Linked DNA regions of Homo sapiens: region 2 is linked to region 1. Evidence: read pairs that join two places in POLR2A ChIA-PET (ENCODE). Cell type or tissue: MCF 10A. All regions are shown on one strand. Links, peaks and the distances in the headings refer to the core of each region. The heading gives the core; the rest is flanking DNA.

Region 1 (15,984 bases), core at 3,990-11,989:
TTGCAGTGCAGAGTAAAGTGGGCCTTCCTTGGCTCTCTTCAGGGACCAATGTGCTTGAGGCCATCATGAGGACATTCATTCTTTTTTTTTTTTTTTTTTGAGAGAGTCTCGCTCTGTCGCCCAGGCTGGAATGCAGTGGTGTGATCTCAGCTCCCCACTGCCACCTCTGCCTCCCAGGTTCAAGTGATTCTCTTGCCTCAGCCTCCTGAGTAGCTGGCATTACAGGCACGTGTCACCAGGCCCAGCTAATTTTTCTATTTTCTGTAGAGACAGCGTTTCACCATGTTGGCCATGCTGGTGTCAAACTCGTGACTTCAAGTGATCCACTTGCCTCGGCCTCCCAAAGCGCTGGTATTACAGGTGTGAGCCAATGTGCCTGGCAGAGGGCTTTCATTCTTGATGGACTGCTCCATAGCCTCAGAGACAGTCGGACTGGTTTCTTCAACCAGAGCGGAGCAGACAGGCAATTTCTGTATCCACCAGGGCAAATATTAGACCAACTCTTCAATGTGCAGAGAACATCACATTTCTTATATGCTATAATATCTGTTGGTCTAAAATATAAATAAATAGTATTGTAGCCAGCCACAGTGGCTCGTGCCTATAACTTCAGAGCTTTGTGGGGCTGAGGCAGGAGGTTCACTTGAGGTCAAGAGTTTGAGACCAGCCTGGGCAACATAGCAAAACCGCCCGCCCCTCACCGCCACCTGCCATCTCTACAAAAATTAAAATAATTAGCTGGGCATAGTAGTGTGGGCCTGTAGTCCCAACTACTTGGGAACCTGATGTGGGTGGATTGCTTGAGCCCAGGAATTTGAGGCTGCAGTGGGCTATGACTGCATCACCGTACTCCAGCTAGACCTTGTCTCAAAAAAAAAAAAGTGTTGCAATTGACATTATTTTATCATTTGAAAAGAAGGACAGACAAGAAAGGTATTTGGCATTTACCAAGCAATTACCCAGAATCCTCATCCCATCCTACCCCCACCTTTCCCCTAAAAATGTATGTATGTGTATTTATACCATAAAAAATACACTTATTTGGCTCTGGAACCAGATTGCTTGGGTTCCATTACCTGATCTAGCATTTGCTCCTGTTGACTCAGTGCAGTCAAGCTCTGTAACTCAGTTTCCCCAGCTGTAAAATGGGGAATGGCGCCTTTACTGGGCTGCCATGACGGTAAAGGAGGGAACGTATATTTATGAAGCATTCAGAACAATTCATGATACATAGTAAGCTCTATATATTTGAGCTTATTATTACTGTCAGTACGATTATCATCATCTTGCTGTTTCCAATGGGTACACTTTCTACATTCTCTTTCTTAAAGACCTTTAAATCCTTGGTATTCTCTCCACCACCACAGAGAGCAGTGTCCTTGTAGTTTAAATTCTCAAAGACTTCATGGATCCAACAAGCATGACATTAACAAAGGGACAGTTTTCTTTCAGCGGATTGGAATCTAAAATGGCTTTTTTATTGTTATTAGTTTTCAGAGAATTATAATGTGTTTCAGCAAAGGCAGCCATGGCTTTGATAATGTCCTCATGGACATGAACATCATATTCAGAGCTTTCGGGCCAGATTTCAAGAGGAATCGCCTGGCCGATCCTTTTAACAGCATCCACATCTACCCATTCGTGTGTAAGCTCCTGGGAGTCACCCCCAAACCCACAACGGCTCCCTGGCAGTCACCCAGGAAATGCTCATGAACTCTTATGACCAGCAGCCAGGTGAGACACAAAAGCAGCTGCCAGAAAACTGTCAGCAGAGTCTGCTCTGTCCTGACATAGAAAAGAATCAAAAAGGGGTCTCATGGTGGGGAGGAGGGAATTCAAGCAGAACAATCCTGTTTCCCAGCAGCTTTGGAGCCCCAGGAACAAGATGTCAACAGCTCCATACAGATAGCACGGGAGGTAGGGAATCCCTCGACCTGCTGGTAACATTTGACATAGTGCCTTTTAGGCAAAGGGACTGTGCTCTATAGAGAAAGTTGGGCTGTAATCTTTCCGGTCCTAAGGAAATCACTGTGTATAGTCTGTCTCCAAGATGCCCCTTCCAGATACGGAAATCAGCCCTCCTTCAATAGCACAGAAAGCTCTTCATAGGGGAGGAGCAAAACCCTGCTGTTCCCTCGATGCTGAAAAAAGGAGAAGGGAGAGTCTGAAACGAGACTGCAAATTCTCAAGACTTCAAACCCCTTCAATTTGGGTAATACAAAGGAAGAATAAAATCATCTCAGAATTTGCTATTGCCTTCTTTTGTGGGTTGTTTACAAACACTGGCTATCTTTCCTTTTGCCAGGAGAGACTTGGATACTGTCCAGTGATCTAACGAACGCTTAAAGCAATTACATGCAAAAAGGAGTAATGGGCTGGGCACAGTGGCTCATACTTGGGACTTTGGGAGGACGAGGTAGGAGGATCACTTGGGGCCAGGAGCTTGAGACCAGCCTGGGCAACATAGTGAGACCCTGTCTCTACAATAAATTAGCTGGATGTAGTGTCACATGCCTGTAGTCCCAGCTACTGGGGAGGCTGAGGCGGGAGGATCGCTGGAACCCAGGAGTTGGAGGCTGCAGTGAGCTGTGATTGTACTACGGCACTCCGATTCCTGCTTTAAAAAAAAAAAAGGAAAAGAGGGGAGGGCAGGGGTGATATACATCCTTTCTCTTCTTGTAAGCCACTGCCCATGATCTCCTTGTGAACATAAAGAAAGCAGTCCCTTTTGTACAAAACTAATTAAATGAAGGACCAATTCACCAAATTATGGAGGATTTTTCTGCTTTTTAAGTTTTGGAGTTTTGCTACAACTATTTTGTAGCCCCTCCCCTGTCCCACATCCCACTGGGAGCCTGGGATAAGCTGCGTCTGACTGTCAGTTACTGATAAGCAGGACATCCCACAAACAGATTTTCAGCGAATTGGCTTTCAGCAAATTGATCATTTGGCAAAGTGGTCATTAGGCAAATGGGTCATTTGGTGAAGAGGTCATTTAGTAAATCGGCTTTCAACGACTTGCCCTATGAGATTTCTCTAGAGTGAGCATTTTCTTGGGTTCAATGTACACTTCATTTCCATAATGAATACTCACTGGCGGCTAGATGGAAAACTTCCCAGGGAACCAGGAGCAGCCAGAACAGCCTCTTAATAATCAGGCAATTAAAAACCCTCTGGTTTCTTAACAGGAGGGAGGTACAGACGGCATCTGCTCTGCAAGGCACAGTGATCGGGCTCAGCATTGTCACTGGAGCTCTTGCGGTTCTGTTTGCTGCTAGTGTGACATACACAGCCCTTCGTCGGAAAAAGGACAGAGTGGTCTTTGGGTCTCCCGTAGTTGATCATCATATGTCGTGATAACCCATGACAACTCCTTGCCACATGCCACGGGAGGTCCAGCACTCCAAGAACCCAGCAGCCAGGGCCGGCTTCATGGGCTTGAACCTGGACAGTCCCACAGGGACACAGAGGAGTCCCCACTGTGGTTTAATAATCTGCCATCACCATCTTGAAATTCTTTATTTTTTAACAAGGGTGGCCAGGGATAGTGGCTCATGCCTGTAATCCTAGCACTTTGGGAGGCCAGGGCAGGCAGATGGCTTGAGCCCAAGGAGTTTGAGACCAGCCTGGGCCACATAGCAAGACCCCATCTCTACAGAAAATACAGAAATTAGCCAAGCCTGTAGTCCCAGCTACTTGTAGGCTGAGATGGGAAAATTACCTGAGCCCAGGGAGGTCGAGGTTGCAGGAGCTGAGATTGTACCACTGCACTCCAGCCTGGATGACACAGCTGGATCTTGTCTAGAAAAATAACCACAAGACCGAGCACGGTGGCTCTTGCCTGTAATCCCAGCACTTTGGGAGGCTGAGGCAGGCGATCACTTGAGGTCAGGATTTTGAGACCAGCCCGGCCAACATGGTGAAACCCCATCTCTACTAAAAATACAAAAATTAGCTGGACAAGGTTGTGCATGCCTGTAATCCCAGCTACTCAGGAGGCTGAGGCAGGAGAATAGCTTGAACCTGGGAGGAGGAGGTTGCAGAGAGCCGAGGTCGCGCCATTGTACTCCGGCCTGGGACACACGAGTGAAACTCCATCTCCAAAAAAAAAAAAAAAAAAAAAAAAAAAAAAACACAACAACAACGAGGGCCCTGCAGGTGGCTGAAAACAACAGAAATGTATTGTCTCGCAGGCCTGGATGCTAGAAGCCCAAAATCAAGGTGTCGGCCGGGCTTCACTTCCTCTGAAACATGTAAGAGAGAATGCTTCCTTGCCTCTTCTGGCTTCTGGTGGCCGCTGGCAATGCTTGGTGTTCCTTGTAGATGCATCGCTCCAGTCTCTCCTCCCTCATCACATGGCTGCCTTCTCCCTGTGTCTCTGTCTTTATCTGACATTCTCCTCTATTATTTTATTTTTTTGAGATGGAGTTTCCCTCTGTCACCCAGGCTGAAGTGCAGTGGCACAATCTTGGCTCACTGCAACCCCCGCCTCCCAGGTTCCAGTGATTCTCCCATCTCAGCCTCCTGAGTAGCTGGGATTACAGGCTCCCGCCACCACGCAGTGCTAATTTTGTGTTGTTAGTAGAGATGGAGTTTCACCGTGTTGGCCAGGCTGGTCTCCAACTCCTGACCTCAAGTGATCCGCCCACCTCACCCTCCCAAATTGTGCTGAGATTACAGGCATGAGCCACCACGCCCGGCCCTCATTCTCTCCTTTTATAAGGACACCTGTCGTTGCATCTGCTTTCTCACCAGCAGACCCCAATCCAGTATGACTCATCATTACTTGATTACATCTACAAATACCCTATTTCCTAATAAGGTCACAGTCCTGGGTACGGAGGATTAAGATTTCCAATTTTTTCCCTGAATCAATTTTTTCTGAGTCAGGGCCTCACCCTATCACCCAGGCTGGAGTACAGTTATGTGATTATAGCTCACTGCAGCCTCAAACTCCTGGGCTCAAGGGATCCCCTGACCTCAGCCTTCCAAGTGGCTGAGACTACAGGTGCACACCACCATCCCCAACTAATTTTTTTTTTTTTTGTACAGATTAGGTCTCACTCTGTTGACCAGGCTGGTCTCCTGACCTCAAGTGATCCTCTTGCCTTGGCCTCCCAAAGCACTGAGATTACAGGCGTTATCCCGTGCCTGGCCCTCTTTCTACACCTCAATCATTGTATCATTAGCCTGAGCTGCCCATATTCCTTATTCTGCCCTTCCCTGACCAATCTCCTCCTTTAACATAACTTCCATCTCGATATGATGGGGCCTGCTGGGCACTGCAAACAGCCTAAGAAAAGTGGAAACTTTACTTGACCTTCAATTCTATTACAAAGTCCACATTGAATGTAATTTATATTTGAACTATAAAATTTTCTGTAAGTTGAAACATGACCTATAAAGGTCTCTACACCCTGAAGCAACGTTTTAGAAAGAAATCAATAGGTCCTTTTCTGCAGAAACCATTAACCATAGGAGAGATAAAGGAAAAACTTCAATGTACTGATTGAACTTCCATGCCCATAGCTTAACTTCTAAAAGGCAACCATTCCATACCGTTAAACTGCCTTAGGTTGTTATTACTGTTATTAAAGAGACCCTAAAAGCCAGAAGTTGAACCTTGACTGTAGTTCTTGCACGTACACGCACAGTCTTGCAACTGAAACCACTCAGATTGTCCTAATGCTGCTCCCCATAGCAACACCACCTGGAATTTTACGTTTGGTTTTAAGTATCAGTCCTAATCTTCACTTGCACCCGAACACACCGCACCTGAGAGAGCCACGTGACATTAAAAAATCCCTTCAGTGAGGCCAGGCGTGGTGGCTCACGCCTGTAATCCCAGCCCTTTGGGAGGCCAAGGCAGATGGATCATGAGTTCAAGAGACACTCGTGGCCAACATGGTGAAACCCTGTCTCTACTAAAAATCCAAAAATTAGCCAGGCGTGGTGACGCGTGCCTGTAATCCCAGCTACTCGGGAGGTTGAGGCAGGAGAATCGCTTGAGCCTGGGAGGCAGAAGTTGCAGGAGACGAGATCATGCCACTGCACTCCAGCCTGGCAACAGAGGGAGACTCTCTGAAACAAAAAAATCCCTTCAGTGCCTTGATCCTTCCAGATTCAGATCCAAGATAGATGACATTTGTCCCTCATCGGAGCCCGCACACCAAGATAAAGATTTCTTCTGGCCGGGCGCGGTGGTTCATGCCTGTAATCCCAGCACTTTGGGAGGCAGAGGAGGGCAGATCACCTGAGGTCAGGAATTTGAGACCAGCCTGGCCAACGTGTTCAAACCCTGTCTCCACTAAAAATACAAAAATGGCCCGGCATGGTGGCTCACGCCTGTAATCCCAGCTACTCGGGAGACTGAGGCAGGAGAATCGCTTGAACCCGGGAGGTGGAGGTTGCAGTGAGCAGAGATCGCGCTATTGCACTCCAGCCTGGGCAACAAGAGAGCGAAACTCCGTCTCAAAAAAAAAAACAAAAGAAGAAAAGATTTCTTCTGTGTGCATGGCTCAGCTCTGTGGTCCGCTAGGGTCTTTCCTCAATCCGCTTCCAATCTATGGAATCAGGAAAGACTGAACCAACCTCGATTTATTAATATTTTAGTATAACATAATACAGTGGTACTTATTATAGTATTGACCGTATATGCCCTTTTGCTCCTTGGAGGAAAGGCAATTAATAGCTATTATGTGAGTTAATAAAATAAGCCCAGGATTTATGAGTGTAACTAACCTGTTCCCATTGGTTTTCCTTCTCTCCTGCAGGCAGAGAGCTGATCAAAACAGCAAAAGCAAAGCAGTGCCCCGGCCCAGTTCTAAAGCCAACCTTCCTTAATCACCCAGACCCATCCCAGGTTAGGACATGCTGTGGATTCTCAGGTGACTCCATCTCAGGATACAGGGACTGAGAGGGTGTATGCAATATCTCAGACCCAGAAACTGTTGATTCTGTCTAAAAACACAGCAATAACCACATCCCACCCTCTTGATTTAAATGAAAGTGTTTGGGGGAATAAAAGATGAACCTTTTTTTTTTTTCTTTGTCAGATCTTGCGCTCATTTGGTTCTGGTGGGGAACAACAGCTGTGAGAGAACACGTGTATTCAAATAGAATTAATTCCCCTCTCTTATTCTCGCAGCTGAGCAGGGCTCAAGTGCCTCTCATCTGAAAGAGGTAATAAGATTTTGTCTGTCTCCTCATCTACCTTTTGCAAGTACACTGAACAAATTAGCTCTCGGGACTCTTCCAAATGGAGTTTTATGAGGGATTTGCTAAGGTAAACGTTTTAGACTTTGAACACAGTTCAGATTTCAGGGGCAGTACTGAAATCTGAACTGTGTTGCTAACTGCCCAGCCTTTCAACTCAAGACACAATAACTTTGAACTAAAATAATTATATTTTTGTTGTTTTCCACTCTGTCCCCCACGTCTATATCACCACCACCCCCAATCCCGCCCCCCAGGAGCTAACTCCTCCTTCCTGTCCCTGCAAGATCAAAACTCCTCCTGGAAGCCCCGCTAGCTCTGTCTGCTCGCCTTCGTGGCAGATATCGCTATTGTACTTTTATACTTATTTGTGTGATAAGTACCTCAATGTCCACTTCTTCCACGAGCCCCTGAGCCCCTGGAGGGCCTGGACCACACCTAGTTTTTCTCACTGTTACATCTCCCTTGCCAGACACATGGTAGGCGCTTAATAAGTATTTGGTGAACGAATGGCTTGTTTGGTGACAGTCCAAAGGGTGGGGGACAGAGGGAAAACTCCCTCCTATCGGGCCCCGGACGGGTGGCGCTGATGGAGAGGAGGCTAGGATAACGCCTCCAGGACCGAAGCGCGCACCCATAAGGCCCCTGCCAAAAAGACCTTCCTGAAGGCGGAGGAACTGCGAGAGTGCCTACGTTGGCCCAAGGCCTGACCGGACGATCCCGGGGACCCTCGCCCTAACCGGCCCCGACTCCCGGGCCCCAAACCCGGACTCGGCCCCGCCTGAAGCTCCGGATCCTGGGGCCCGTCCCTGGCTCCGCGTCGGCAGACCGTGGGCTCGCTCCTGGGCCTGCCTCAAACTCTCCGCAGGTAACGCCTCCCGAACTTGAGCCACGCTCCAATCCCCTCCTCAAACCCCTCCCCGTTTCTCACACCCTGGACCCCTCGCTCCGTCTCGGCCCCGCCCCAAGCCCAGCTCCCTCTCGGCCCCTGAGCCCAGCCCCGACCCGCCTCCCAGTCCCTGGGTCCCTCCCGACACCGGCCCCTCCCTAAGCTCCGCCTCCCAGGGCCCGCCTCCTGAGCGCAGCCAGCAGCCCGGACTCGGCCCCGCCTCCCGGACCCTGGGCCCCTCCCCACGTAGGCCCGTCCTAAGCTCCGCCTCCCAGAGTCCGAGCAGCGCCTGGCCACGTGCTACGACATAGTCAACGCCCCGCCCTGGCCCCGCCTCCTGAGCCGTTCTCCGGGTCTGGCCTTAGCCCCGCCCTAGGACCTGTCTCCTGGGCTCTGCTCCGAGTCTCGCCTCCTGAACCCAATCGTCCTTTACCCCCACCCTAACGCCCGCCTCCAGGACTCTTATCCTGCCCCCACGCAAGGCCCCGCCTCCAGGACGTCTCCAACCTGGATGTTTCCGAAGCCCCGCTTCCAGGATCGCCCTGTCCTGGCCCCGCCCCAGGACACGCCAACCTGAACTCTCCCCAGGACCTGCCCCAACGACGCTTCTCCTGGCCCTACCCCAGGCCTCGCCCTCAAGACGCTCATTCTGGCCCCACCCCAGGCCCCCGCCTCATAACGCTCATCCTGGCCCCGCCCTAGAGCCGCTCCCACGACTCTCATCCTAAGCCTACCCCCAGGCCCCGCCCCCTCTCTGCCCCCGCGCACTGCCCTGGGCCCGCCCCCTTTTCAGTCCAGGCTCGGCTTCCGCCCGGTCTCCCGGCAACGCTGCGGCCCCGCCCCCGTCATGGTGCCCGAGGAGAACGCGGGGACCGAACTCTTGCTGCAGAGTTTCGAGCGCCGCTTCCTGGCGGCGCGCGCACTGCGTTCCTTCCCCTGGCAGGTGGGCGGCGGGGCGAGCGGAGAGGCCCGCGGGGCTCGCGGGAGTCCAGGGGCAGACGGGATGGGTCTCCGTGCTGAAGCCTCCAGCGCTCCCGCCACGTGAATGCCTGGGCTCCCGCCGGTCAGGTCCGCGCGACCCGGTCCCCGTCCCTGGGGCCTGGCCAGAGTTGCTCGCACCCCTCCTGCCCCGCGAGCTGGCGGGAGAAGCTGGGGGCCTCTCCACCGTCTTGGGGGGCAGACGCGCACTCGTTGTGGGGTACAGTTCACGATCATTTTCACGACTTTTTAAAGACAGTAACCGTTCTGGTCACTGGGACAGAGCTGCCCTCGCCCATTCTAAAAAGTCAGCGCCCTCAGGACCACGGGTAACCACGTCCTCCTGAGCGCAGTGACCAGGTCACAGGCTGTCTCTCCTGCCTCAGTGTTCTCGTCTGTATGTCGAGCACTGCACAGAATCGGCTCATGCTCTGAGGTTCTCACGCCTGTGATGGAAGAGACAGAGAAGGGGGTGGCCTCTCGTCTCCCTGGGGACCTGCCATTCTCAGCACAGGCGCATGGCAGGCAGCAGCCTCCCTTCTGCCAGTAGAGGGGCTTAATGCACCCGGCCCCATTTGTAATTCATGTGCGGTGAGCTCACTGGGATGAGTGAGTTTGGATATATATTCCTCCCTGGGTCTGCCCCATTTTATGGGGTGTTGCTTAATCATTTGCGTTATTCCATTGATATGAAATATTTGCACTCAGAGATCATTTCCGGTCAGGAGAAATTTGTGCACTTTTAACCCAAAATAGAAACCTTCATAAAAGCATCATAGGTCTCCATTCAATATTGACTATAATTGTTCACATGCCCACGCTGAATGCTAACTTGGGCTCACCCTCAACACCCACGAGGTGGGTACTATTATTACCACTCACATTTGACCAGAGGGATTGTTTGATTAGGGTGCAGTAGTTGAGAGTTCAGACCCAGGAGACAGCCTGCCTGCTTCGAAACCTGGCCCAACCCCTGGCCCTGTGTGACCTTGGGCAAGTGACTGCATCTCTCTGTGCTGTTGTTTTCTTATTAATAAAATGGGGGATAGAATGATACCTACCTCTTAGGGTTGTTGTCAGGGTTGAGTACAAAAGCCTGTGGATCAGTGCCTGGCTCATGGTAAATGCATGTCAGTGTTAGATAGTGTTTTTATTCAGTCTCAAAATGTTTAATAAATGCCTTCTATGAGCCAGACACCATGGATCAGCAGTACCCGTGACAGATGAGGGTCTGCTTGCATGGGAGAGCCAGAGAATAAACAAAGAAATGAAGAAACAAGAAAAGACCAGATGAGAGTGGCTTTAAAGCCAATAAAACAGGGAAATGGTGAATGGAGCAACTGGGGAGAAGAGTCACCAAAGTCGGGGAATCAGGGAAGCCTTCCCCAAAGAGGTGGCATTTGAACTGGGGCCTGAGTGGTGAAGCAGCCAGCCATGGGAAGGGCTTGGGGGAACAGGATATGCACAGGTCCTGTGGTGGAAACAAGCCAGCTGTGGTTGAGGAACAACAGCAAGGCAGCCAGTGTGGCTGGAGTGGAGTGAGCAGGGTTGGCCAGGGGTGAGGGAGAACAGGCCAGAGAGAGGGATTAGGACCAGGTCTTGTAGGGCCTTTTACGGCAATGGAAGGAGCTCTGAAGCAATGAAGTGCCTTGCCCTGTGTCACATACCAGCCGAGACAGTCTACCTAATTCGGGAGCCAAAGTTCGCTGCTGGGCTTGAGGCCCCTGTAAAAGGACAATGTAACCCAGGCTGGTATGGGCACATTCTGCATTTCCACTTAGATGGCAAGCCCATCAAACCTTGGTGCCATGGCTGCCCTGGTAACCAGTGCAATCCTGGCTGACCAGTGCAACCAGGGAGCTGGCCCATGACCCAGGTGGCCTCTAAGTAGCCAGGACTAATGCGGCCAAGAGTCAGTCTTCTAGCCTTCTTCCTGTGACTCATCCAGGTGCACCCTGCGACATCTGAAGGTCAGGCTTTCAGCTGCTGTGGCTTCCACTTCCAACTGGCTCCACGTCCCCAGGGAGAGATCACACAGCGCTTTGCCAACACATTCTATTGCGTGTTTAATGTTCCTGTGAAAGCGCCCTTGAGATTTCTCTCTCTCCCCTCCACACAGAGCTTAGAAGCAAAGTTAAGAGACTCATCAGATTCTGAGCTTCTGCGGGATATTTTGCAGAATCCCAGATATTTGTAAGAATCCCAGAGTCCCTGGGACTCATGACCCTGCCTCCTGAATCTCTCCGGAAGACCTGAGAGAAGAACCACAGGTGTGCTTGTACCCTTTAAAAACACACCTGTTCAAAGAACATTGAACATTGAGTCAGCACTGCAGGTGGGTGTCGGCACCTCCGACAGCTCCAGCTCTTTCATTTTCTATCTAAGACTTAGACAAAGACATCAGAATATACAAAAATCTGCATGAGAGGGGGGAATCTAGGGAAAGTTTTTTAAACCATCTACAGCAAAAACAGAGATGACAGGTGCAAAACAGCTTCTAGCATTTGGTAGATGCTCAGAGACTTTCTTTTTTGCATTCATGAGACCTGTCCTGCCCACTCCTGTCTCTTCTAGACCTAAATGGGCCCTTACTTTGCCCAGGGTGGGGTTTGGACTCAAGAGCATCTGCATGCAGGTGAGAGGCAGGATCACCACCCCGCCCAGCCACAGCCTGACTTTGGCCTTGAGGGCCAAGTGCAGATCACCCTGCATCCTGGGTCTTCACCTTTGAAGGGCCATGAGCCCTTCTGAAAAGACAAAGCAATAGACTCCCTCCCAGAGAGAAGTGCACCAGAAGAATACATTTTCCATACAAACTCTGGAGGCAGACATCCTCCACCTCCACCCAGCCAGCCCATCCTAGGGGCCCCGGTGAAGAATTCTTGTGCTAGAGGTGAACCAAGATTATCCATGTGGAAAAGATGCAGCCACAGGAGGGAAGACTTTCGGGGCAATGCAGTAGGTCAGGGCTTCGAGCATGGAGATACCTGAAGTTATCTCGCACCCTGCTCTGAGTTTCACCCTGAGCCTCACTCTCGTAGGTGGTGAAGCATGAAATGTAGGGATAGCTGCTTTAAAACCCAGCACAAGGCTGGGTGCACTGGCTCACACCTGTAATCCCAGGACTTTGGGAAGCTGAAGTGGACGTATCCCCTAAGGTCAGGAGTTCAAGACCGGCCTGGCCAACATGGCAAAAACCCACCTCTACTAAAAATACAAAAATTAGCTGGGCATGGTGGTGCACGCCTATAGTCCCAGCTACTTGGGAGGCTGAGGCAGGAGAATCGCTTGAACCCAGGAGGCAGAGGCTGCGGTGAGCCAAGATTGGGCCACTGCACTCCAGCCTGGGCAACAGAGCGAGACTGTGTGTCAGAAAAAATGAAAAACCAGCACCAGCCTGAAGAGCCTGTGTATTGCGTGGGGTACTTTGCTGCCCTTGGGCAGAATCTGCATCCCTCCCAGCCAGCAGGCACTGCGGACCGTCTCCTCCCTCTCCCTCCAGGCTCCTGTTTTCCCACCGCCCCCCTCCTGCTGCAGCAGTCCCTCTGCCCTCCGTTCCAAGTGCCAGGCCGCGGCCACCTCAGAGCTTGCACCAGCTGTTGCCACTGCCTGGAACTTGCTCGTCCTGCACTCGGCTTCTCTCGACTTTAGCTGGAGTGTCACCCTGAGCGTCCCCTCCCCTCCATCCTGTCCCCAGGGACACACACTCCAAGAGAGCAGTTGCCAAGTGGGCCTTCCCGCCTCTTCCATAGAGCCAGACAGTTGGCGACTGTCCTTACTGCAAACCCTGGTTCACACTGGCACCCCTGGGAGGGAGGTGGTTTGGGCCCACGTGCCCTGTGTTCCTGCTCAGAATGGGCATTAGAAATGCTGCCATAGCCTGTGCCACTGCAGTGGAAGCATTTTTAGGAAACGGTTTATATCTTAAGACAAACTTCAGATGCATGGGGCCAGAACGCTGTGTCCATCTACATCTTTGCTGAGGGATCGGGTAGCCTGGAGTTTGCCCTCTGCTGTGTTGGCTTGAAGCTCATAGGGGACTTAAGACGGGCTCTCGAGCAACCAACGTTCTGTCCTTTGCCGTAGACTGTGAAGCATCCTGTGTGTGTGAAGCACCGGCTGTCAGTCAAGTATGCCCGGTGCTTTCTCTCAGAACTCACCAAAAAGGTCCGTTATGGGGAGTGTCCGCCCAGTAGCCAGACAGCATAGCCACCTGCGTGCTGGAGCCCCTGTCCTTCCCAGGCCCTGGGCCTGCTTTGCAAACAGCAGCATGACAGGGGCCTCCCCAGGCAACTGGCTGCAGCCACGTGTGACCCATGGGAGACAGTGCAGGGCAGGAAGAAGGGGAGGCCAGTGTCTCTCCCTCACTCTGCCTCCTGGGGTTTCCACAGCAGCTGCTTCTCTGGGGCCCCAGCTCCTAGCATATGGATTCTCATTCCTACCAGGCTGGTCCAGCCCACAGCACTGGAACCCTCACCCACACCCTCTGTCCTGCCCGCCGAAGGGTTTGGAGTTTCCTGCTCTTGTCTGTCTCTGGGTTGCCCCATGGGCCCCTGTTGGAAGGTTTAGCTCTTGCCATACCTTTGGAACTAGTTCCTCTGGTGAATTCTCTGCATTGATCCTGCTGGAATGAGCTCTTTCCTGACTGATGCAGGATGGATTTTATTTTTTACTTATTTTTTTGAGACAGAGTCTCACTGTGTTGCCCAGGCTGGATTACCGTGGCACAGTCTCGGCTCCCTGAAACCTCTGCCTCCTGGGTTCAAGCAACTCTCGTGCCTAGCCTCCTAAGAAGCTGGGACTACAGGCACATGCCACCATGCCTGGCTAATTTTTGTATTTTTGGTAGAGACAGAGTTTCACCATGTTGGCCAGGCTGATCTCGAACTCCTGACCTCAGGTGATCCACCTGCCTCGGCCTCCCAATGTGCTGGGATTACAGGCATGAGCCACCGCACCTGGCCTAGGATGGATTTTAAAGATGGGCCCGAAAGTGCAGGGTTTGACATAAGGATGTCGAGAGGCCATTCCTCAGTAGGCAGTAGCAGACCTATCTTAGTGAAAGGGCCACACTTTTAGCAAGTAAACAATCCCCTGCTTCTCCAATACCTGCTTTCTCCCTAATCCTCCCCAAAAGGGTGCATCTGTGGTCACCAGCAGGTCTGCCCTGTGCCACCAGGAGAGGGCAGCAGTCACCCAGTGTATATTGTTGCTGCCCTGTGAATCTTAAGATGGGGCCAGCCATGGAGAAGCAGCCTGCTGACAGCCACAGCCTGCAGCATGGGCCGCCCTCACAGTTCTGCCTGGGCTCACTTAAAAGCACCTTTTGTTTTCCTCCTCTCTGTCATGGTCATGTGGCAGCTCTCACGGAATCCTTGTCTCCTGCCCTAGACTACACCTAACCCTACCCTCTCAACACCTCTCGTTGAAGGCCCTCCCATCCAGGTTTCCCTACCAAGTGAATTTTTTTTTTAGAGACAAGGTCTCTTGCCCAGGCTGTCCTCGAACTCCTGGGCTCAAGCAGTCCTCCCATGTCAGCCTCTAGAGTAGCTGGGACTATTCGGCACACACCACCATGCCCAATGAAGTGAATATTTTACATGCCAGCTGGCTGGTATTACACCATTCCATCCCAAATCTCCCCTCCAAACTTGGTGAAAATCATCTGACCATTTTTACAGATTAGAACGAAAGCAAACAAGCTCTCACTCTGTCTGACCCCAGCACGAGGCTGTCCACACAGAGCTTTTGGACAAGCTGTACGAGGACCTGGCAGAGACCCTGATGGCCAAGGAGTCCACCCAGGGCCACCCGAGCTATTTGCTGGTATGAGAAGGGCACCCTCCTCCCCCTCACAGCCCAGATACCCTTCCTGCACAAAGTGAAAACGTGGGTGTGGGTTCAAATCCTGACTCACCCATTCTGCAGTCTTAGACATGAGGTCCGTCAACCTTCTTTAGCCTCAGTTTCCCTGTCTGTAAATCAAGCACTTCAACAACAACAGCATGTCTCATGGGGTTGTTGGGCATTTGTCCAATAGGTGACACACTCTACCTGCTTCACAAGGACCTGGTGTCCAGTCCTCAAAGAATACTTGACAGGTCCTGGTGTGGTGGTTCACACCTGTAATCCCAGCACTTTGGGAGGCTGAGGTGGGTGGATCCGAGGTCAGGAGTTCAAGAGCAGCCTGGCCAATATGGTGAAACCCTGTCTCTACTAAAAATACAAAAATCAGGCCGGGCGTGGTGGCTCATGCCTGTAATCCCAGCACTTTGGGAGGCTGAGGCAGGTGGATGACCTGAGGTCAGGAGTTTGAGACCAGCCTGGCCAACATGGTGAAACTCTGTCTTTACTAAAAATACAAAAATTAGCGGGTGTGGTAGTAGGTGCCTCTAATCCCAGCTACTCGGGAGGCTGAGGCAGGAGAATCTCTTGAACCCAGGAGGTGGAGGTTGTAGTGAGCCAAGATCACGCCATTGCACTCCTGCCTGGGCAACGAGAGGGAAACTCTGTCTCAAAAAAAAGTGGAAAAATTAGCCACACATGGTGGCACATGCCTGTAGTTGCACCTACTTGGGCAGCTGAGGCAGGAGAATTGCTTGAACCCAGGAGGCAGAGGTTGCAGTGAGCCAAGATTGTGCCACTGACTCCAGCCTGGGTGACAGAGCTCAAAAGAAAATAAGATAAAACATAGATACAGAAAACCACAAAGGAAAAACATAGCATATTGAATCATCACAAGGCAGCCACCCCTTCATAGCCACACCTGGCCCCTGGCCACCACTGACCTGTGCTCCATCACCAGAATTCCGTTGTCTCAGGAATGTTCGATGAATGGAATCCTGTGTGGCCTGAGATGAGTGTCTTTCATGCCACGTGACACCCTTGAGGCCCGTGCAAGC
Region 2 (15,984 bases), core at 3,648-11,647, 300 kb after region 1:
GTGGGTGGATGGATGGATGGATGGATGAATGGGTGGATGGATGGATAGATGGGAGGATGGTAGATGGATGGATGGATGGACGAATGGGTGGATGGATGAATGGGTAGATGGATGGATGGATGGATTGATGGATAGATGGGATGACAGTAGATGGATGGATGGATGGATGGATGAATGGGTGGGTGGGTGGATGGATGGATGGATGGATGCCTGGAAGGGAGATGTATGTATGTATAGATGGAGGGATACAAGGGAGCGGGAGACTGGTGTATAGATGAGACTGGTGTATAGATGAGTGGATGGTGGCACTCACAGACTAAGAAGTCCCACTGGCTGTCATTGGTGCTGGGAGAAGGTATGTGGGGTATCTGAGCAGAAAGGTACCAAGATCCCCTATGGCCTTTCTACCTTGGCCCAGGTGGAACTGGAGCAGACAGCCAGACAGGGCAGCTGAGGCTAGGTTTTGAGCCCCTCTCCCTGCCCCAGGAGGTTCCAAGTGAGGGAGACCTACCTGGGAATCGCTGTCACCACACTGCCTGGGACATTCCGGGGCTCTCTGTGGGTCCTGAGAGCAGGATCGCTGCTCACTTACCTTGGCTGCCTGGTGCCCAGCCCAGCCTGGGTGCTCAGAAAATCTCAGCTGTCTGAGTAAGCCCGGCCTCCGCTCAGCTGCTGGTTCCCATCCTGAGCTGCACCTGGGCAAGTAGGACGTGTTTGTTGTGATTGACAAGTAGGGGCAGGACTTCCCATCTGCCTGCTTCCCTGCGGCAGGTTGGCTGAGCCAAGCTGAGACACTGAGTGGGCAGACACTCAGCGGCTGGGTTTTAGGATCGGTTCCACCTGGCTTAAGGACGGCATTGCTGATTGTTAGCTCTGTGACCTGGGCCAAAACGCCAGCCTCTCTGAAGCCAGCTGCCCTGTGTGTAAGATGGCCAAGGTCATGAGCCGAGCCAGGGGCCAGGTGAGGGAGGGGCTGGCCCAGCCTGGCTGCATCCTTGGAGCCCCTCCCCACTCTGACTTCAGGACTGGGGGCACAGAGGGGGCTCTGGGGTGGTGGACAGAAGCCCCCAGGACCACAGACACCCTGGGCCCCCAGCCCACTCCTGAAGCCACAGCAGGAAAGTCTCTGTGTGTCTGAGGCCCCCCCCAGCAAAGCCCAGGACCATGGGAGAAATCGAGGCCTTTGTCCCGGGCTTGGCAGGATGCCACTGGCCTGCCCTGAGGCAGCAGGAAGCAGCCCCAGAAAATTGGGAAAGGAGGAAAATTGACCAGTAGTTTTTAAGGAGCTCGCCCTTGGGAAGTGGACACAAGATGAGAAGCTGGAGGGGATGCTCTGCCAACCCTTGTCAGGTCACGATTACAGGTCGAGGCCTTCCACTCCCTGAGCCATGATTTTCTCATCTGTAAAATGGGCTGAGACCTCAGTGGATCTGGCGCCGTCAACTTCAAGTGCCTGCAAAGGCGTGACTGCAATCAGTTACCCTCTGCTTGGCCCAGCACTACTAGGTGTAGGGCTGGTGGGGAGCAGGACAGAGGGGACCGCCTGTTGTCCTCTCTCCTTCCAGGGGAGGAAACAAGAAACTCGCTTCTGAACCCACAGGGGAAAGGCAGGTCTGCCAGTGGGCGGGGCTGGGAGAGCGAGGCAGGTGGGTGTCAGGGCCTGGCTGTGGGGCCTCCCTCTTTTGTGAAGCAGCAAGGAAGCTCCCACTGGGAATGCAACGTCTTGGGCTGGGCGTGGACGCAGGTGTGCCTGGCTGTGAGCGCCCAGAGCTCCCTCTCTTGCTGGGGTGCATGTGGGTGCAACTGAAACTGTTGGGGCACCCAAGCTTCAGGCGGGCTTAACCAGAGGCGAGGCGCTCCTGGGACCCTTAGATGGATGGCAGGCCAGGCTCCCGGACTGCCCAACACCGTGCCAGCCACTCCCTGGTGCTCAGCGGCCACCTGGTCTCACCCCCGTGCATCTTCTCCATGGAAGCTCTAGACCCCTCCCCACCACAAAGTGCTGTCACGTGGGAGGGAAATGCGGGAGGGAAAACCTGTGTCTACACGTGGGTCTGCCTGGCTGCAGCCAGGGTCTCACAGAACCTGGGGTGGGGGTTCTGAGAAGGACATCTTCCGAGGGTGGTGATGAGCCTCTCTGACCAGGGCTCCGTCCAGCCCTACTGCCCGGCGTGGAAAGGGCTGGCACCAGCCAAAGCCATTCGCCTGAGCTGGGCTGTCCTGGCTGACCACCCACCACCAGGCTCCCAGGGCCCAGGCCCTCCTCACCCTGCCTCAGAAGTCCCCTGAGAGGGGGACTTCTTAGCCAGGGGCACCCCCACCATGTGGCTCTGAAGCCCCTTCCGGGGCGGTGACCTCCTGCTGCCCCTCCTTCCTTCCTTCCAGAAGCCCCCGAGCGCCCACAGCATGAAGGAGGAGGCCTTCCTCCGGCGCCGCTTCTCCCTGTGTCCACCTTCCTCCACCCCTCAGAAAGTCGACCCCCGGAAGCTCACCCGGAACTTGCTCCTCAGCGGAGACAATGAGCTCTACCCACTCAGCCCAGGTAAGTGCCGGCCGTGGGCAGGGCAACCTGGCCCTCAGCTTGGGCCCGGTGGGGTGACCCCGGGCGGCCCAACCCCTCTGTGCCCCTTGAGGTCCACAGCTTCCATGCTGGGGACTGTGTGGGTTTCATGATCAAACGGTTTGTAGCTTGGTAGAGTGCCAGGTAATACGGCTTCTTGGCTTGACCTGCGGGGCCAGGTGAAGCCCATCTGGTTGAGGAGGGGGTTCCCACAGCCCAGGCTTTGGGAGTTATGGAGTGCAGTCATCCCAAAGTCAGCCCAGGCTTTGGGAGTTATGGAGTGCAGGCTCCAGGGACAGGTGGCCTGAGCCCCAGTCCTGGCAGGGTAACCCCAGGCCAGCTACTTGACCTCTCTAGGCCTCAGTTGACTGATCTATAAAATGGGACAATATTAGTACCTACTCCCAGCTATACATGGGTCCTGGGCTCTGAGAGGGGACAGCTGGAACCAGGCCTGCCTTCGTGCAATTGTAGATAAAGCACCCAGCACACAGACTCAGAACCTCTGCCCGCCAATGCTGCCACTCTCCAGGCCCCTCCCTGGCACCTAACTATGCACAACCCCTGCCCCAGCCAAGGCTGAGCTGTGACTGCTGTCCCCCAGAAAACCCAGCCCTTCCTCCCCTGTTCCCCTGAGAGTAGGAGGTAGGGGCAGGCACCTGCCTGGGGGACCTCTCCCCAGCTCTGCCCCCTCTCCTCCCACTGCCTGCTTTGGGGCTGAGGAAGTGGGAGCCCCAGCCCTGCCTGGCCATGGTCATCTCATCTGCCCTGGGGGGAGTGGGAGAGCATTGGGCGGATCCACCACCCAGGCTCGAGGGGCGTGTGGTCGCAGCCAAAGTCCCATCCAATAGATGGAAAAACGGAGTCCCAGCGTAGAGGTGGCCTTGCTGAAGGTGCTATGGCAGGCAGGGGCACTCGACACCCGGCAAGGTAAATCCTACACCTTTTATTCTCTGCTGTCACGTTCACCCTGGCCGGAGGCTTAGAAGCACTTGCAGAGTCAGGGGTGGGGAGGGGAAGGGCTGGGTCCCAGCTGCTGGTCAGTTTCAGAGGGACTCGGACCAACTAGCAACTGGCCCAGGCGGTGCAGAAGACGTGCTGGGAAGGGCCTTTTCCGAGGAATGGAGGCGGTAGGTCCCAGGCCAAGGGAGTGGGGTGGGTGTGGACAGGCTGTGAGGAGAAGGACCAGTGCTGACTTCCCCCTGCCCAGGGCACCTGCACCCTATCCCTTTGAGTGGTCCAAGGGCCCCAGCCTTTGAGTCCTCCCGGCCAGGAGGCAGCATCCACATGGAAAGTAGTTTGCTGGCGGCCACAGGCCAAGCCCCTAGAACTATATGAGAAAGTGCCAGAGGGAAGAGCGCTCCTGCTAGCCTCCCCCCAGCACTCCGGGTCAGGGGCGTAGCACTCTGCAGATGGGGAAGCAGAGGCTCCCAGGTGGGGGAGCAGCCACTGCCGGCCAGGGTCAGCGATGTTCTGTGACTGTGAGTGGCCACGGTCCAGGACCTTTGGACAGAACCACTTCCTCAGGCCACCGTCCTGGCTTTTCCGTTCTTCGTCCCCATCCAGTCCCTGCCCAGGGCTGTCAGGGAAGGACGGCTATAGACCCCAGGCCTTCCAGCTGGTCTGTGGCGTCTGTCCACGCACCCAGCCTGTTGCTGGCCTGTCGCCTGTGGCCTTGGCAGGATGGGGTTCACTCCAGCCCCCAGCCCCTCCGAGTCTCAGTGTCAGGGACCGGGGCAGTCAACCCTCGCCCACCAGCCACAGGAAGCAGCGGGAGCGGCCCTGCTGGGCAGACCTCAGGCTTCCCCTGCAGCCATCCCCTCCTTCCTCCTGTCCAGAAATCGTACCTTGGGAAACTGGCACCAAAGCAAACAGAGCCGGGGGAGGGGAGGCCATTTCCCAAAGGAGCAAACGCAGACACCTCAGGTCTCCCTCCTTTGCCTCTCCCTCCTTACCCAGCCTGCCAGGGTGGGATGGCAGACAGGGCTGACCACCTCCCAGCAAGAGCCCAGCACGCAGGGGCCGGCAGCATCCAGCCAGGGGGATGCACAGTCCAGGGGCCCCAAACCTGCCATGTGTCTTTGAGACTGGATGTCACATTCTTTTTCTGAAAACTGGGGACTCTGGCCTTCACAGACCCCCAATTGCACACTACAGCAGGCCCAGGATGCCGGTTCCTACCAGCTCCTGTCCCAGCTTCCTCCCTGTAGGTCCTGGAGGCCCTGCCAGTTCTCCTGGCACACTCCTCCCACAGTGACGCTTGCTGGCGTTTATTACACCTCTCAGGCAGTGTCCTGTTCCTGCCACCACCTCCGGCTGACTTCCTGCCCCTCCCAGGTCATCCGCACCCACGCTTCGCCTGCCTCACACCAGGCAGCGGCCTGAGAAGCCTGGCCACGCCACCATGCCTGGGTCCTCACTCCCACTGCTCTCTTGCAGGGAAGGACATGGAGCCCAACGGCCCGTCGCTGCCCAGGGATGAAGGGCCCCCGACCCCAAGCTCTGCCACGAAGGTGCCACCGGTAAGAGCCTGGGTATAGGAGGATCCATGAGCCAGAGCCTGGCTCTGGGGACAGCAGGAAACGGCTGGGGAAAAGGACAGCAGGGCGTCCAGCTGAGCCTGCCATTCCAGCCTGTTCGGGGGAAACAGCTCCCAATCCTAGACTGTGCTGCTCCGGGAGGGCTGCTGGTGGATATTTGGGCTGTTTTCACCATATAGCTGTCATGAAAAATGCTTCCGTGAACATGTGTGCACGTGTATTTGACTATCAGTTTTCAGTTCTCTCAGGTATAAACCTAGAGTAATTGGAATTGCTAGGTCACATGGTAATTCCAGGATAATATAGAACTCTCAAAATTGTCTGTTTAACTTTTGGAGGAACTGCCAAACTCCTTTCCCAGCGGCTGCACCATCTTACATGGCCACCCACAGTGCACAAGGGCTCCAGTTCCTCACATCCTCACCAACGCTTGCTATTTTCTGATTTGTTGTTTTCTTTTTTCCTTTTTCTTTGAAATGGAGTCTCCCTCTGTCACCCAGGCTGGAGTGCAGTGGCACAATCTCAGCTCACTGCAAGCTCCGCCTCCCAAGTTCACGCCATTCTCCTGCCTCAGCCTCCCGAGGAGCTGGGACTACAGGTGCCCGCCACCACGGCCGGCCAATTTTTTGTATTTTTTTTTTTTTTTTTTTGAGACGGAGTCTCGCTCTGTCACCCAGGCTGGAGTGCAGTGGCGCGATCTCGGCTCACTGCAAGCTCCGCCTCCCGGGTTCACACCATGCCCCTGCCTCAGCCTCCCGAGTAGCTGGGACTACAGGCGCCCGCCACCACGCCCGGCCAATTTTTTTGTATTTTTAGTAGAGACGGGTTTCACCGTGTTAGCCAGGATGGCCTTGATCTCCTGACCTCATGATCCACCCGCCTCGGCCTCCCAAAGTGCTGGGATTACAGGCGTGATTTGTTCTTTTTTGTGTTATTTTTATAGCTATCCTAGCGGGTATGAAGTAGCATCTCACTGCGGCTTCAGTTTGCATCTCTAATGACGGATAACATTGAACATCTTCGTGCACCCATTAGCCATTTGTATGTCCTGTTTGGAGAAATGTCTATTCCAGTTATTTGTCCATTTTTGGAATGGGTTGTTTGCCTTTTTGTTGCTGAGCTGCAAGAGTTCTTTATGCATTTTGGATACTAGGTCCTTATCCGATACATGATTTGCGACTACTTCCTCCCATTCCGTAGGTGGTTCTAAATTATATTTTTAAGGAATTTTCATAGGTTGCAAAGTTCTGGTCAGCCTGAAGTTCACAGTTCTGAGCAGCACTTCTCATCTCTCAGGTGCCTCCTTATGGCACTGTCACTGATGCACAGTAGCACTGAGGAGTGAGCAGAGGACCTGGCATGCCTGGACGGGGTACCCACCTGGCCTGCAGGAGGGAGGAGTGGGCAGGCACTCTCTGCAGTGCTGGGGCTGCAGGGGCTGCAGTGACCAGACCCAAGGGTCCTGCCCAGTTGGGGAGCAGGGGTTGCAAGTGCTCCATCCCATGCCATGCGGTCTTGCCTCTCTCTTCCCCTGTTGCCTCAAATACACACAGCCCCATTCAGCTGCATCTAGTGGGAAGCTGGGCAGAGGGGAATTGGCAGCAGGTTCATGCGTCCATCCATCCATCCATCCATCCATCCATTCATCCATTCATTCATTCGAGATGCTTGCTAAGCCCCCAGCTGCCGGTGTGAATGGGCAGTAGGGTAGAACCCTCCCCTGGTGGAAGCCACAGACAATCATCAGTTCACCACAGAAACGGCTGCGTGGTTGTATTGCAAAAGTCCTGGGCGGGCCAAGGGTGGTGTGTGTCACCAGGACCTGTGCCAGCAGGGATATGAGCTGTCCTGCTTCTGGGGAAGCAGCTCAGGGAGCCTGAGAAAGAAAGGAGCAGGGGCTACCCAGCCACAGGGAAAAGCATTCCAGGCTGGGAACACCATGTGCCAAGGTAACTAAGGGCATCATGAACAAGATCCTGGCTCAGGGGACTCCCAGGAGGGCAACTTAGGACACCTTCTCTGCCAGCCTGGGTCCCTGGAGGCCTGTCAACTGGCCAGGGTCCAGCATATGCCTCGTCACTCAGATCTGCCTCCTCCTTATCACTCATCGTCAGCCCAAAGACTGCTTCCAAGTCAGAGCCCCCCAGGCACCCCATCTTGTGCCGTTTTCTTCTTGTGATCCTGAATGCTCTTACTTGGCTAAGAAAGTGCCACAATGGAGCAACACTGCCTGGGTTCAGTCCCAGCTCAGCTCCTTATTAGCTGTGTGACCTTGGGCAGGTTTCTGAACCTCTCTGTGCGTAGGCTCTTCCTCTGTACAATGCTGAGAATAACAACGATGACCTGAGCTGTGGGATCTAACGTGCTTACATCCATGCACAGAACGCAGAACCGCAGCGCTCACCTGACCCCTGGCTCCTCCCGCCTCTGCGTGCTGGTGGCTGGTCTGCCTCTCCCTGAAAGAGCAGGACACTGGCATCTTTACTTTCTAACCTCAGTGCCTAAGGCCAAGCCTGGTGCCCAGTGCTGCCAGGACCGCCAGTCCGTGGAACGGTTCCATGCCCTGCCCCTTGCTAGCTCTCCACCTCTCTGTGCCTTGATTTCCCAGGCACAGAAATAAAATAGGGACAATAACCGGCCCCACCTTATGCATGGCTGGAGAATGAGGGGGATGAATACAGGCAGCACCCGAACAGGACCTGGTGCCCCAGCAGACAAGGCTTTAGCTCTGTACTTAGCACCATCATGATTGGGGTGGGGGCAGTCCCCAGCGCCCAGGGCTTCTAGCCAGGAGAAGGCCTGAGGGAGGCTTTCCTCGCCCTAGAGGCTCCGCTGGAAAGTGCTGAGCACCCGCAGACGCCCAGCCAGAGCAGGGCAGGGCGGGCACGCTTTCTCTGGAAAAGGCCAGACGGCATTTAGGCCCCGCCGCGGCGCAGGCTCCGTTCCAGGTACTCAGCACAGCCATCCAAGCACGAGAACAGCCACAGACAACGCCTGCCGGATCGCCTGGCCATGTGCCAAGAAAACCTTATTTATGGACTCCTCATTTGAATTTCATATAATTTTCACATCTCACAAATTATTCTTGTGATTTTTTTTCAACTGATTAAAACTGTGGAAGCTGTTCTTAGCTTGCAGACCACGCGGAAGGAGGCAGCAGGCAGGATTCGGGTCGTAGCTTGCTGTCCCCAGCCTGCAGGCTTTAGACCTGGTTCTGTGTCCCAACTCGCCCCCTACCCTGCCTCAGGTTCCCCATCTGTAGAAGAACCGTGGCCCCCTTCTGCCTCCAAGATATTGGGACTGCCGCCCTGGGCCCGTGCAGTCAGCCACATGCTGGGGTCAGGTTCGGACCTGGACAGTGACCTCTGCCCACGGCTCCCAGGGGATGGGGTGGGCACCCCCACTGCACACCCCCCACCAGTACATTGGCCCTGCCCAGAGCTGGGCACATGCAATGGCCAAGGAGCAGCCATGCTGGGTACCGTAGGGGGAAGACAAGGCAGGGAAGCTGTTCTTTTGGGTGGATGCAGGGCTGGTCCCCAGAGACCCAGCGTGAGTGCTTGTTGCCACCATCTCATGGCCGCCGCCGAGCTCCTCTTCTGCGAACTCCACCCTCTGGCACCCTGACTGCTTTCCTCAGCGGCCTCCCAGGTGTCCCCTCAAAGACGGCTGTCCCTCAGGGCTCAGTCAGACCCGTAGGAAGTCAGCCCTGAACCCTGATGTCCCCACATTTCCCTCCTTCCTGACCACCCTGCCCCATCCCAGCATGTGCCCCGGGGAGGATGGGTCCCCTCCTGTCACTGGCGTGTGCCCATGGAGGGTCTCTCGTCAGCCACCCTTGTTCTTCCATCCCCCCATGGCAGCCCCGGAAGTGCTGGTGGGGGGGATGGAGGGTGCCAGGCGGGAAACGAGTGGAGCGCCCTTCTCTGACTTCTGCCCTCATATCCTTGGCATCAGGCCAACCTGGGCTCCTAGCCCTGGGCCGGCCCCTGTGCCCTGTCCCGCATACCCACCTCTCTCTTTCAGGCAGAGTACAGGCTGTGCAACGGGTCAGACAAGGAATGTGTGTCCCCCACCGCCAGGGTCACCAAGAAGGAGACTCTCAAGGTGAGCCCGGGCCCGGGGAGGGTGCAGCAGTGTCACTGTCAGACCGACGGCCACCTGAGCCAGGGAGGTCACCCTCCCCACCTGTCAAAAGGAGGGGACAAACCGCACCTGGTCGCCTCCACACCCCCTACTTCCTCCTACTTCCTCTCCTGCCCCTGCCCCTGGACCCATCCCTGGGCTGGACGGTGGGAGGAGCTGGGGCAGCTCGGTGCCTTCTCCCATGACCCACCGCGGGTGCCCCGGGCCCAGGCGCAGAAGGAGAACTACCGGCAGGAGAAGAAGCGCGCCACACGGCAGCTGCTCAGCGCTCTGACAGACCCCAGCGTGGTCATCATGGCTGACAGCCTGAAGGTAGGTGATGCCCGGCCTCCGGCCACCCAGGACACGGGTCAGCGTGCTGCTGCCATAACAAAGGACCATAAACCAGGTGGCCTGAAACGATGGAAATTCACTTCCCTGCATCTAGCCGTTATCACTGCAGCCTCTGCTCCTTCCTCATGAGGCCTTTCCTTATCCACCTGTCTCTCCCCCTTTTTATAAGGACACCAGTGGTAGGAATTAGGGCCACCTTACTCCAGTGTAGCCCCATCTTCACCTGATTATGTCTGCAAAGACCCCATTTCCGAATAAGGTGGGGCCTGGCCAGTGGGCGGAGGGCGCTGGGGAGGGAGACATTGCTCTGGCTTCTGGGAGAGGACCCCACATCAGGGCCGGGTGTCCTGTGTTCAGACCTCACGGAGACCGTGGCCATTCACTCGCCTCTGAGCCTCCATTTCCCCTTGTGTACAGTGGAGGTAAAACTGCCCAACTCCGAGGCTGCTGGGCAACGCATACCAGATAAGTGTGCCCAGCCCTGGTGTCTGCAGAGCCCAGGCCCATGTAGGCTCCTTCTACCCGCATACCAAAATGATGAATCAAAAGTTAGGTGCAAAAGTGAGTATTTAGAATGAGAAAAGAAGACAACTACTTTCAGAATTTACAGAGCTGCCAGGCCGGGTGCAGTGGCTCACACCTGTAATCCCAACACTTTGGGAGGCTAAGGCGGGTGGATCACCTGAGGTCAGGAGTTTGAGACCAGCCTGTCCAAAATGGCAAAACCCCGTCTCTACTAAAAATACAGAAATTAGCCAGGCATGGTGGCGGGCGCCTGTAATCCCAGCTACTCGGGCGGCTGAGGCAGGAGAATCGCTTGAACCTGGGAGGCAGAGTTTGCAGCGAGCCAAGATAGCACCACTGCACCTCCAGCCTGGGCAACAGAGACTCTGTCTCAAAAAAAAAAAAAAAAAGAATCTACAAAGCTGCCAGTTACAAGTCACACCACTCATTGCTGGTTCCTCCCTGAGGCCCTTGACCTTGAACTTGACCCACGTGACCCTCACAAGTAAATCTGTCCCTGCTGCCACGTATTTCTTTGCATTCACCATAACATATGGGCTCCTTTTAAAAACTGAACAAGGACCCTGCCCTGAGTTCCACTCTGAGTCCTGGGGCACCGCTTGCCGTGGCTTGGCCCCTGCTCGGGTACACGATAGACACAGGACATCACCCCAGGGAGTGAGGGTGAGGAAGGGGTGAGTTCCGAACTGGTGTGGGGGAGTGAGGGAGGGGAAGGGCCCCTCGGCAGCCCACCCTGGTCTGTGCCTGGCTCCCCGCCAAGCCATCAAGATGCCCCAGGGATGGCGGCCCCAGAGGGTGGGCATCGACGCCAGCATCCTCCCTGCAGATCCGCGGCACCCTGAAGAGCTGGACCAAGCTGTGGTGCGTGCTGAAGCCGGGGGTGCTGCTCATCTACAAGACGCCCAAGGTGGGCCAGTGGGTGGGCACGGTGCTGCTGCACTGCTGCGAGCTCATCGAGCGGCCCTCCAAGAAGGACGGCTTCTGCTTCAAGCTCTTCCACCCGCTGGATCAGTCCGTCTGGGCCGTGAAGGTGCTGCGGAGGGGTGGGGTTGAAGACAGAGGCCCCGTAGGGCCAAGGGGCTCATTCCTAGGGCCCTGGTGGAGGGTGGAGCCAACCAGCTGAATGGCCCCCTTGGGGCCTTGAGCAGGTGTCTCACCTTCTCTGAGCCCCACATGCGGCCAGGGGATCAGATATGGCCACTGGTGCTCCATGTGAAGCACACAGTAGGCTGCAAGGAGGTGGCATCAAGGTCACCCCAGCCCCTCACCCAGCTGCTGTCCAGGAGGGACAACAGTGGCTGCTCCCCAGGGGTGGCCGAGGAACAGCGCCCAGCCCTCACCCCTCCTAACCCGGGGCTGCCCTGCCAGCTCTAACGGGTGGGAAACCAGAGAAACCCTGAACACCTGGTTACATTTGGATTTCAGAGAAACATCAGAGTTCTTTCATGCTAGTATGACCCCAGTCATGTATGGGAAATACTTACACCAAAAAGCTACTCATGGTTTCTCTGGGATTCGAACATCATTGGGCATCCTGGATGTGCCTTTGCTGATTCTGGACAGCCCAAGTCAGGAGGCTCAGAGCTGGAAAGCTGAGGGCAGAGCTGCCAGCTAAGAAAGGGGACAGAGCTCCCCCACCTACCCGCCTCTCTGCAGCCAAGTGTCTACCTGGCCAGGTGCCTGGCCCCACCTGGTGGCCCTGTGGCCCTGGGGGTGTCCAGGTGGTCCCAGGTGTGGATCCGCATGGTTCTGCCTGACCTATCTGTGCAGCTGGCCCTGGGTGTTGCCTCGGGTGACACCCAGATCTCTCTCTCTCCAGGGCCCCAAAGGTGAGAGCGTGGGCTCCATCACACAGCCCCTGCCCAGCAGCTACCTGATCTTCAGGGCCGCCTCCGAGTCAGATGGTGAGTCCCTGCCAGCTTGCGCATCTCCCCAGTGCCCCCACCTGAAGTGGGCCCCCTTTTGAGGTTGTAGCCCAGGTACAGGTGGCCCCAGTTCAGTCCCTTCTACTGTCTGGGGGCAGCCTGAAGTCTGGCCAGGATGAGCCCGGCTCGGAGTCAGGCCTACACTCACAGAGCCCCCATGCCTAGCCTCAGTTTTCCCATGAGTAAAATGTGACATTAAAATACCACCTGTCAAAGGCCAGGCGTGGTGGCTCACACCTGTAATCCCAGCACTTTGGCAAGCCAAGGCGGGTAGATTACTTGAGGTCAGGAGTTCAGGACCAGCCTGGCCAACATGGTGAAACCCCGACTCTACTAAAAAATACAAAAATTAGCCAGGCGTGGTGGCAGGCGCCTGTAATCCCAGCTACTCGGGAGACTGAGACAGGAGGATTGCTTGAACCCGGGAGATGGAAGTTGCAGCAATCCAAGATGGTGCCATTGCACTCCAGCCTGGGTGACAAGAGCAAAAGTCCGTCTTAAAGAAAAAAAAAAAACCACCTGTCACCCCAATGTTATGAGAACCCAGTGACCTTATAAAAGCACCCATATAACAATTACTGAGCTCCAACCACATGCCAGTGTGAACCCCAAACATCTGAGACAGGTCTCAGTTAATTTAGAAAGTTTATTTTGCCAGGCCGGGTGCAGTGGCTCACACCTGTAATCCCAGCACTTTGGGAGGCTGAGGCAGGTGGATCACCTGAGGTCAGGAGTTTGACCAGCCTGATCAACATGGCGAAACCCTGTCTCTACTAAAAATACAAAATTAGCTGGGCATGGTGGTGGGTGCCCGTGATCCCAACTACTCAGGAGGCTGAGGCAAGAGAATCCCTTGAACCCAGGAGGCAGAGTTTGCAGTGAGCCAAGATCACACCACTGCACTCCAGCCTGGGTGACAGAGGGAGACTCCATCTCAAAAAAAAAAAAAAAAAAATAGTTTATTTTGCCAAGGTTGAGGCCGTGCCTGTGACACAGCCTCAGGAGGTTCTGATGACTTGTGCCCAAGGTGGTCCGAGCACAGTTTGGTTTTATACATTTTAGGGAGATATGAGACATCAGTCAACACATGCAAGATGAACATTGGTTCGGTCTGGAAAGGCGGGACAATCAAAGCCGGGAGGGGGCTTCCAGGTCATAGGTAGATTAGAGACAAATGGTTGCATTCCTTTGAGTTTCTGATGAGCCTCTCCAAAGGAGACAATCAGATCTGCATTTATCTCAGTGAGCAGAGGGGTGACTTGGAATAGAATGGGGGGGCAGGTTGGCCCCTAGCAGTGCCCAGCTTGACTTTTCCCTTTAGCTTCGTGATTTTGGGAGCCCAAGATATTTTCCTTTCACATTTCCCCCCTTTTTAAAAATCTTTTGGAGAAAGCATTTTAGAAGAAAACGAGTCTCTGGTCTCAGGTTCCACCTGATCTCTCATGGCTAGGATGGTTTATTCCTACACAGGTAGGTCCCAAGTTATTAGGAAAGCTCATTTTCAGAAGGCTGTGAAGTCTCATGTCCTATGAAGAGAAAATAGTAGGAGGAAGGCAGAAAAACAACAACAAACAAAAGAACAATCCTGGGAAATTGGTATAGGCCACATTACTCTGAAGTCCATACATCAGTAGGCAGGCAAGAAAGTGGCTTATGTATGTAAGTAGGTTGCTGTTATTTTCTTCTGAAGTTTAAGTTGTCTAGTTTCAGTTTGCAGGGCTTTAAGAAAGCACAGCTTAGTCTTCAGCGACTCCAAATTAGGAAAAATGGGAAAAAAATGAAGGAAAAAAATTGAAAACATTATTTTGAAGACCTATAGCCAACAAAAATTAGGATTTCATCCAAAGTGCAGAAAATAACAAAAATTGAAAAACATTAGGGAAGAGTAGAATCTAACAACAGCTGTACTATAGTTTTTGAAACATAATTTTTTCTCTCCAGTTTCCCATTTTAACTAAGGACAAATTATGGTAGGACTGGTTTGCTTTATTATACTTGGACTAATTATTTATATACAGTGCAGCAAGAGTAATTAGTTTTTACATAGGCTTTTAAATTGTCTTTGATGGAACTTTGTTCCATAGAAAGAATCTCAGATAAGACTTTTTTAAAGCTGAGCCCAGTCATGGACTTGTACCATTAAACACCTATAAGTTGGGCGAATTATTATCTTCTTGAGGTTCCAAGATAAATTTGGAGCTCCTGGGCCTGTCAGAAAGTGACATTCTTTACTTACCACAGGTCAGGAACCCTGTACAGGGACTGTGTAGATGAGGTATGAGGCCAGTTTTTCCAAGGGGCTTTCATTGGTTCCATAAGTCAAGTTTGAGTCCTTAAAGGAAAGCACATCATTCCAGGCAAAGCCTTGGTAAAATAACCAATTTCTCCGATTGTGTCCTGTTACAAATGAAAACAGATTCTTACTGCACTTATGCAAATAACTGTATTGTCATAAGTTACGAATACTCACAGATAGTTTTCAAATTCTGTAAAAATTAGGTAGAGAGAAACAAATATGCTCCAAATTTTGTTCACAGGAGTATACTCAATTGTTAAAAGCTGTAAATAGCTTAAAGTTTTCTTGACTCTGAAAAACAAAAGAAAGGATCCACAATGTTTTAAGCAAAAAGTCAAAAAGATTACTTCACACTTCTTTTTTTTTTTTTTTTTTGTGATGGAGTCTCACTCTGTTGCCCAGACTGGAGTGCAGTGGCGCCATCTCGGCTCACTGCAACCTCCACCTCCTGGGTTCAAGCAATTCTCCTGCCTCAGCCTCCCAAGTAGCTGGGATTATAGGCATCCGCCACCACACCCAGCTAATTTTTGTACTTTTAGTAGAGATGGGGTTTCACCATGTTGGCCAGGCTGGTCTCGAACTCCTGACCTCAAGTGATCCGCCCACCATGGCCTCCCAAAGTGCTGGGATTACAGGCGTGAGCCACCACACCTGGCAATTACTTCACACTTCTATTAGTTTAGTCCATGCAGTTAATTCCTGTTCTGCTTCAAATTTATGAACATTTCAGCTCTCCATGAACCCTGAAAGTTTTTCCTCTATTCTGATGTCACAGTCTCTAAAGTTATCAGAAACCAGCATTCAAGAGCACCTGTTAGAGTTTTACAGCTGATTATAAAACCACCTTCTAAAGAGGACCAAAACAAGACAATGATTGCTTGTGGATGATAAAAAGTTTTAGGGCAGCCATACTCAAAGACACAATTGACAAGGAAATTGTTACCTCTGTGGCACAAAATAATTTAACATAACAATTATAATCATTACTGATAATGTATATTAGGTCATATCAGAATTATAGGAGTTTCCTATAATTTTGGAACACATACCAGTAACATATTTGTACAAATATAGCCCAAAGAAGACCAAATACCATTTTATATTTGACACTGCTTCCTGTATAATTTTTTATACCAAATAAGCCAAATATGTCATTTTTGGACTTTAGGGAACCTATTAATAATATCTTCAAGGATTAGGTTAGAAAAAGACATAATTTATAATTTGATTTTGGAAAGTTTGTCAAATTTTAAAGGTTTAAAACACTTGATATTACAAAGTAGGATTACAAGTCATTGTAAAATAATTCACTCATTTGAACAAAGTGATACCTCAAGGATTTAAAAAAAAAAAAAAGGCAAAAGCCTTCATTCTTTGAGACAGGAGACTTAGTTTTCCAAACAATAAGCCCTAATAACATCATGAAGCCAATTAAATTGTTTTCCAAAATTCCAATCTATAAAATTTTCATCTTGATCATAAGATATAACTTCCATAAGCCTTTATAACCTTTATTAAGGAGTCAGTTATTGTTTCAAGAAAACCTTGTTAATCTGACACAGGGGCCCATATGCTAGTCTTGCATCAGTGTGCCTTTGACATTAATGATTAATTTATAGAGGAACTGAACTTACTTTATCTCTCAAAGTCAGCCCTTAC

The links. Peaks named below come from ENCODE experiments on the same cell type or tissue, not always from the same donor. Only the 100,000 strongest peaks of a DNase experiment are listed, where the experiment ranks them.
Region 2: POLR2A ChIA-PET joins it to region 1 with 9 read pairs; 1 of 35 experiments calls an interaction of 5 or more read pairs at or near these places.

The regions. Positions count from the first base shown.
Region 1 is chr11:3,415,464-3,431,447 of GRCh38, reverse strand. It overlaps the pseudogene FAM86GP and the pseudogene ENPP7P15. Among named protein-coding and RNA genes, the nearest start is that of ZNF195, 44 kb to the right of the region's middle. RefSeq lists silencers at 3,692-3,892, 8,160-8,369, 8,870-9,009, 9,040-9,179. In MCF 10A, for the core only: no CTCF peak of the experiment used is centred there; a DNase peak (open chromatin) is centred at 8,717.
Region 2 is chr11:3,115,571-3,131,554 of GRCh38, reverse strand. It overlaps OSBPL5 (oxysterol binding protein like 5), which reads left to right. Exons shown (of 22, transcript NM_020896.4): 2 at 2,386-2,542; 3 at 5,000-5,082; 4 at 9,127-9,207; 5 at 9,457-9,558; 6 at 10,931-11,134; 7 at 11,924-12,008. The coding sequence starts at 2,407. Among named protein-coding and RNA genes, the nearest start is that of OSBPL5, 42 kb to the left of the region's middle. RefSeq lists a silencer at 6,822-7,116 and an enhancer at 11,592-11,761. In MCF 10A, for the core only: no CTCF peak of the experiment used is centred there; DNase peaks (open chromatin) are centred at 4,834, 6,984 and 7,984.